Linked DNA regions of Homo sapiens: region 1 is linked to region 2. The links are chromatin contacts, found by Hi-C in ENCODE. All regions are on one chromosome and are shown on one strand. The core of a region is the stretch at or near the end of the contact, and the rest is flanking DNA. Distances in the headings are between cores, read along the strand shown.

Region 1 (3,050 bases), core at 302-2,801, 2.0 Mb before region 2:
ATTTCATGTGTAGGGGAAAGAGGAGACACAGTAGCCTTACCTAGTGGGCACTGGAGTACAAAGCTCTGTAGTATCATGTCACTGTAGAAGCCCCCTTGGACCTCACTAAGGAGCCCCACATTCTTGGAAGATGTACTGACCCTGTCCTCAAAGGTCATTAAGCCCTGCAACACCAAGCCAATGGGCAGACAGATGTGATCTAAGCACTGAGCGTGAGCCCTAGCCACTGGTCCTCCAACCTAAAACCCTCCTTCCCAAATCCTATCCTCAGGCCGTTCACTGGGCCAGGCCACCAACATAATGCAGTCTGGACGTCCTGAAGCCACACCAGAATTCTATATATCCAGAGGCCCATTTGACACCTCCACTCACAGGTCTCCAGACAATTCAGACTCTATACCTACAAAATCCATCGCTAATCTTCCATGAAACATCCTCCTCCTGCCAACTGCCAACCTCTATTCTCCACAGGAGGCATCCTAATTCTTCCTAACTACTTGGGATGGTCCTTCACCCCTACTCATGCTTATTCCACTTATCTAAGGTAGCAAAAAATTCCATTAGCTCTATCTTGAAGATCCACTGGGAATCTGATCACTTCTCCCATCCTTCTTGCTTCCGTTCTGGACAGGCCACTATCATAACTGTCTGGAACAATACTGCAATAACCTCCCCCACAGTCTCCCTGCTTCCAGCCCCACTACAACCACCTTCTCCAGTAGTGTGTTCATTCAGCAACCACTGAAATACTTTCCAAATTCTAACTCAGGTCATGTCCATCCCTTTTCTGTTCAACACCTTTCATGGCTCCCAGGCGCCCTCGGTGTGCCAGGAGAGGCAGGACTCCTCTTACGCTCTCCACTCGCTGCCAAGGGGGCATGAGAGCCTGCCTGAACGCTCAGGTCAGGGTCAAGTCCAAGTCTTCGCATATGCAGATCCCTCCTCCTGTACCCTCCACGTCTCAACAAACTGGATTCTGAAATGGTGACCCCCAACCTGTGAACGCTCCACACTGTTCAGTGGGGCCCGCAGAGGACCTGGGGCAGATACTTCTCAATCGGAGACTTAGGACAATGGTGCTGAGTCCAGCGGAGTGGGTGCCAGGAGACCTTTGGCGCACGTTCCATGCCTACAGCCGGGCGCACACTGGGTCAAGACCTCCCAATGCGTAGCTTTTCTTGGCCTCGGCCTCGCGCTCCCTAAAGCCAACATAACGCCAAGGGCGACGACTCCCGAGAGCCGCGGACACCTCCGCGCGGTGCAACCTGAGGGTCCCACTGGGCCGGCTTTATCTAAGGCACAGGGTGGGGAAGGGGGGTGCGGTGTTGTGGGGGGCGAACACTGGGCTCAGGGGCGATATTCGCCGCGGTGGGGGCGCTTGTATGTCAAGAAGGCGGAACTTCCCCGACTCTCGTGCCTTCCTCGCTCCTGTTTCCATGGGCCCAGGGAGCCTCCAAGATTCCGTCCCTCGCCTGACAACGCGGTCCCTTCAGAAGCAGACAAAATCGAGAAATGCCAAAGTGATGGTCCGAGGACGACGACGGAAGTCCCGCTGCCAGGCTGTGATTGGCCAGCGTCTTACACTCCGCCCGGAAGTGCCTGTCTCCTCGGCTGCCAATGGCCAGCCCTGAGGCACCGCGAGGGTCCTTCTGGATAATGTAGTTTGCGTTGCCTGAGCAGCGACGCAATAAACGCCATTCCTCAATCACCTTGGCAACGACCTAGCAGTAGCGTGACGGGCATAGGGAAATAGCGTCATAGACGGCGGGGATCCTTGAGCCAATGAAAGCTCGGACCAGTGGCAAGTCCGAGCTGTCATTGAGAGGCGGGACTTCCGGCGCCGCCATTGCGGTCCTCATTTTGCTGCTGGTGGGTTGGGCTACAGCAGGCCTCTGGAGCCACACCAGGGCACGGGAGTGGGTGCAGGGACCGTCACCGCGCCTTCACACGCACCATAGTGCCCGGCTAATTACTCTGCTTTTATGAGCCAAGGTGTTCCCGAAAGTGGAGCCAGCGCCACGCGTCTCCAGGGTCTCCATACCCAGCCTTCGTCCCTGCGGTGCCCAGAGGCCTTGCGCGCATTTTGCATTTGGGAAGACAGGTCCTGAGTGCGACCGTCACCCAGCGGAAGTGTGAGGGTTCGGCCCAGCGGCAGGGCTAGCCCTGGGCCTCCTGTTATGGCCCTGCCCAGCCCACAGGTTCTAATGGGGTTGCCAGCGTTGCTGATGGGCCCGGCGCAGGTAAGTGGAGTGTGCCCCAGGCCCTCACCCGCTGGGATTCCGGCCCTCAGGATCCTGAAGCCCAGATAGAGGGGATGTTGGTGTCCTGGGACTCTTGATCGTGTCCTGTCCTCACACGTGGGTCCTGGGCCCTGCCCTGGGAGTCACTTACCCTTACCATCCTGAATCCAGGCAAGGGGTTATATCGAGGGATTCCCATTTCTGGAATCCTGTGGAATGAGATCTGGAAGGCTGTCCCAGGGACAGTGACCAGCATGTGTACCTTGTTTAGTGGTGATGAAATGGAAGCATTCTGGGGACTGCCGGTCTCCATTTAGTCTGGTGGAAACAGGGAAGGGAAACCAATAGTTAGGCCTGGAATGGCAGCCTGAGGAGCTGGACCTCTATTCTGATGGTGGTGGGAGCCATGGAAGGTTTGGAGTAGAGGAAGTAGGTGCTCTGACTCCAGTCTTAACAGACGCCCTATGGATGCCTAGTGGGCAGCAGACTGGAGGGATGGTGATGGTGGAGCAGGAAGGCCAGTGAGGAGCTGACAGATGTGGTCCAGATGTGTGCTTTGGGTAGCTGGACAGAGGGGTGCCCGTGGAGGTAGGACAGATGGTTGGCTTCTGAATCTGCCCAAACTGGGCCATGGATTACCTGATGTGGGACAGTGAAAGAAAGTGAAATGTTAAGATTGACCTAAGGCTGAGTGCAGTGGCTCACACTTGTAATCCCAGCACTTTGGGAGGCCAAGGCGGCCAGATCACTTGAGGTCAGGAGTTCAAGACCAGCCTGGCCAACGTGGCGAAACCCCACCTCTACTAAAAA
Region 2 (3,431 bases), core at 357-2,856:
CTTTTTGCATCTACCCTCTCCTCTTGAACTCGCAACACTGTCTTGAACCACAAATAAGGTCAAGTAGGATAAATCTACAACTGTCTCCTCAACTGTCCGCTCACAAGTGTGAAATTCAACCATCCTTGCTGAAGTTGTCTTTTAATATCAGTAATCAGCAATAACCAACCTCTGAGCTTTGCTTATATTATTAAATCATTTTATTTGACCCTCAGGACAAAGCTGCAAGCCCAGCATTACATTCTTCCTTTTATGGACAAAAAAAAAAAAACAAAACAAAACCGAGATAGGCACGAAGAAACTAATAAATGGCTGAAATGCTATTTGAATCCACATCTGTCTAATTCTAAAAGTGTGCTTTCCACCACATCACCGCACCTACAAGGAAAATGCAGCCTCTACCCTCTCCTGAAGAATGTGTAAAGAGGCAATATGGTGTGTTTTGGAAAAAGCATCTTTGCAGAAAGAAAGCATTAGCTTCAGTCATATTAGCATCCTTATCCAGCAGCAGTAGCATTATTTTACATATCAGTTACTCCTCCCCAACAACTCAATGAATTAGATGCCACAATCATCCTCACTTTCAAATGTGGAGACCGAGGCACATCTCTAAGACTGGAGTTCAGGCATTCTGGCTCCAGTCTTAGAGATGGTTAAGGGTTCACACTCTTAACCATTTATTACACCATAGAGCTCACCAGGTTTGAGGGAAACAGGATCAAATCAAAAGAGTCACTCAGGACTCCAGTCCTCACTCAAGGACAAACTGTTCCACCTCGGACAGGGAGAGTTTCCGCATTCTGAGACCCAGCATAACAGGTCCTGACCGGCATCTGGCACTCGGACTCCCAATCATACTGGATCACACTGGCTCGGGATGTGTAAAGTCCAGGGCTTCTCACATTTGATGACACCAAAGCCGCCTAAAAACAAGAGAGAATTAACAACTACCTACGGCGGTCTGATATTTGCCCAAGAGATGCCGCCCCATAAAACTCCTTTACATCTTTATAACGTTTTTATTTTGCGTTCTCCTTCATAACCCACATTTAACTCACCATAGATGTAATGTTTAAAATTAGTTACCAGATAAACTCTTACGCTTCCAAACTTTAAGGTTCCTTCGAAACCTTCTGGTAAAACTGTTGTTCCACGGAAATGGGAACGTAACGGATGAGGCAATCTTCCACAGCCGCACACAGTTGTGTATCCACCGCTAAACGGTCCCAGTCATACATTCAACGACCCACGCGGAGTCAGAAGCTACCACCACACACTGTCAAAATCACGCACACACAGTGACGGCCCCTTGCCCACTCGGTCACTCGCCCACAATCTCTCGCTAGAGAATCACACGCAGATAGCACACCCAGCACCACAGACCCCAGGAAGCAACCCAGGGACTCGAACACACGAACAGCACTCCTCCGCGCACTGCGCAGGCACGCCTGCGTCCGGCTCACCCTGAAACATCGCGAGATCCGGCTTCAAGGCCGGGCTGCTGCCTTTACGCCTAAAGACTATGTTTCCCGGAAGACACTGCGGCGCCGGCCCTATCATGGCGCAGCATCGGTGTGCTTTGTGCGTCTGCGCCATCTTCCGGCTGCGCACGGCGAATCCACCGGTACCGTGGTGGAAGCGCGCCCTGGGCTGCCGGGGGCGCGGCCGCGGTGGCACTTGGACCCGAGGAGGCGGCAGGTGAGAGGTTCCGGAGCTTTCCAGGCGCTCTGGGGTCCAGCAGGAGCTGGTGCCCGGGCCGGTTGGGTCTCAGGCCTGAGAAGAACGCAGACGTCTCGCCTCATCGTCGCTCTGTGGCTTTACCGGCGTGAGACTACATTTCCCGCCGGCCCTCGCGGCGTGCGCTTTCTGGCGCCCCCTTTCTGCTTCCAGCCTCATAGCCCAGGTGCATGGACCCCTTAGGTGGGTGCGCAGGGGTCTCCGACCCCCTGAAATTGCGGATGTTTTGCATTCACTGTTATGCGTGCCTTTTTTTTTTTTTAATCTGAGAGGAAATCTTGTTTCATGAGGTTCTCAGAGAGTTACAAGACCCCAGAAGACTTAGAACCGCTAGTTTAGAAAAACTTATACTTGGGAACATTTTATATGTTCAAATTCTATGTCCAGCAATGGGGAAACACTTGAGTGGATCACAGGCCATCCTTTGTAAATAGGATATCGTGCAGTTAATACAAATAATGCTTATAAAAGTGGTCATAATAAGGAAAAGCTGCCTATTACATCATATTAAGCAACATTCATAATTATTTCACTTACACGTTACTTAGAACCAAATGTTTGTAATGCAGTAGGCACCTTATATACTCCTTTACAGAGTACTTCTTGTTTAACAGTGAGCTCAAGAACTGGTTAAATGACAACACTGCGAATACTTGGGTGTTTTTTCTTCCAATTTTTTTGTTTTGTTTTGTTTTTAGCCTGTGTGTTAGTGAGTTTGACTTCTTTTTGCTGAATGTTCTCAAAGGATTCAGTAGTTAATATCTTTGCTTGTCAGTTTTTGATAGTCATTTTTGATAGTCACTTGGCATCCCATTATATGGCTGTGCCAAAAATGATTCAACCTCTTGGCTACTTGTGGACTTGCCTACTTACGTACTAATTTTCAGTTCTCCTATTTAGCAAATATTATTGGACATGCAGCTTTGTGCACTGCTGTGTCTCTATGGAAGGACACATTTATGTGCTGATAATGGAGCACTGGGCGTGCTGTGTGTAATTTGTCTCTTACTGTTCCTTCCAACTCTATCCCATTTGTTGATGCAAGGCATGCTCCATGAAGTGGCATGCACAAAGCCTCAGTTTGGGCTGTAGAGCTTTTTGTATATTTGGCGGTTGGGAAAAGAGCCAGGTAGACTTTCAAAGGTGTTATATTTGCTGCAGGAGAGAGTTAAATGGCCTAGTCCTGGAAAGGCTTTATTCTAGGCTGGGGCTATGCAAATGATGCAGGCCTTCTATGCTCCCTGGCTTGAGGGAAGCCCTCCTTGTCCTTGAGGTAACATGTGGGTCTCAGTCACTAGAACAGCCCTCAGCATCCCTGTCTTAGACTTGCATTTGCAGCAAAACAGAACCACTGGATGTTTAGGGGAAATGGGAGGGAAAGGACCACTGGTTCCCCTTTGCCTTGCAGCAGCTAAAGCTGGTTTCCTGGGGTTGGGTGAGGATCCCTTTGCCTCCCCCTCCTTCTCATTTTCTTGGTGGGCAGAGGGCAAGCAGGTGGGGACTTGTAACTTGGCATTCTAGGAACTGTGAGGCAAGCCTAGCCTCTCATGTTTGCTCTTTCCTCCCCCAGCTCTACCGTCGCAGGACTCTGCCCTTCCCCAAGAGAGGAACCAGAAGGAGGACCTATCAGCCCTTGAAATTCTAAAAGTCATGTCCCTTGTGAGTTTTTAAATCCCATAAATATTTGCTTTCCT

Evidence for each region. A loop is a pair of places that touch in the nucleus more often than their neighbours do. Pooled maps may share reads with other maps.
Region 1: a loop to region 2 is called in a pooled map, with 10 times the contacts of the local background. The contact joins the promoter of ZNF132-DT here to the promoter of ZNF582 in region 2. A Hi-C loop is called at or near these places in 6 of 50 pooled maps.

Annotation. Positions count from the first base shown.
Region 1 is chr19:58,438,949-58,441,998 of GRCh38, reverse strand. It overlaps ZNF132-DT (ZNF132 divergent transcript), which reads right to left and starts at 1,551. Exons shown (of 1, transcript NR_186311.1): 1 at 1-1,551. ZNF132 (zinc finger protein 132) reads left to right here and starts at 1,846. Exons shown (of 3, transcript NM_003433.4): 1 at 1,846-2,240. The coding sequence starts at 2,178. It also overlaps a transcript of ZNF324B not described here. RefSeq lists enhancers at 649-1,158, 1,308-1,437, 1,670-2,180.
Region 2 is chr19:56,391,709-56,395,139 of GRCh38, reverse strand. It overlaps ZNF582 (zinc finger protein 582), which reads left to right and starts at 1,606. Exons shown (of 5, transcript NM_001320371.4): 1 at 1,606-1,920; 2 at 3,308-3,396. The coding sequence starts at 3,388. ZNF582-DT (ZNF582 divergent transcript) reads right to left here and starts at 1,464. Exons shown (of 2, transcript NR_037160.1): 1 at 1,087-1,464.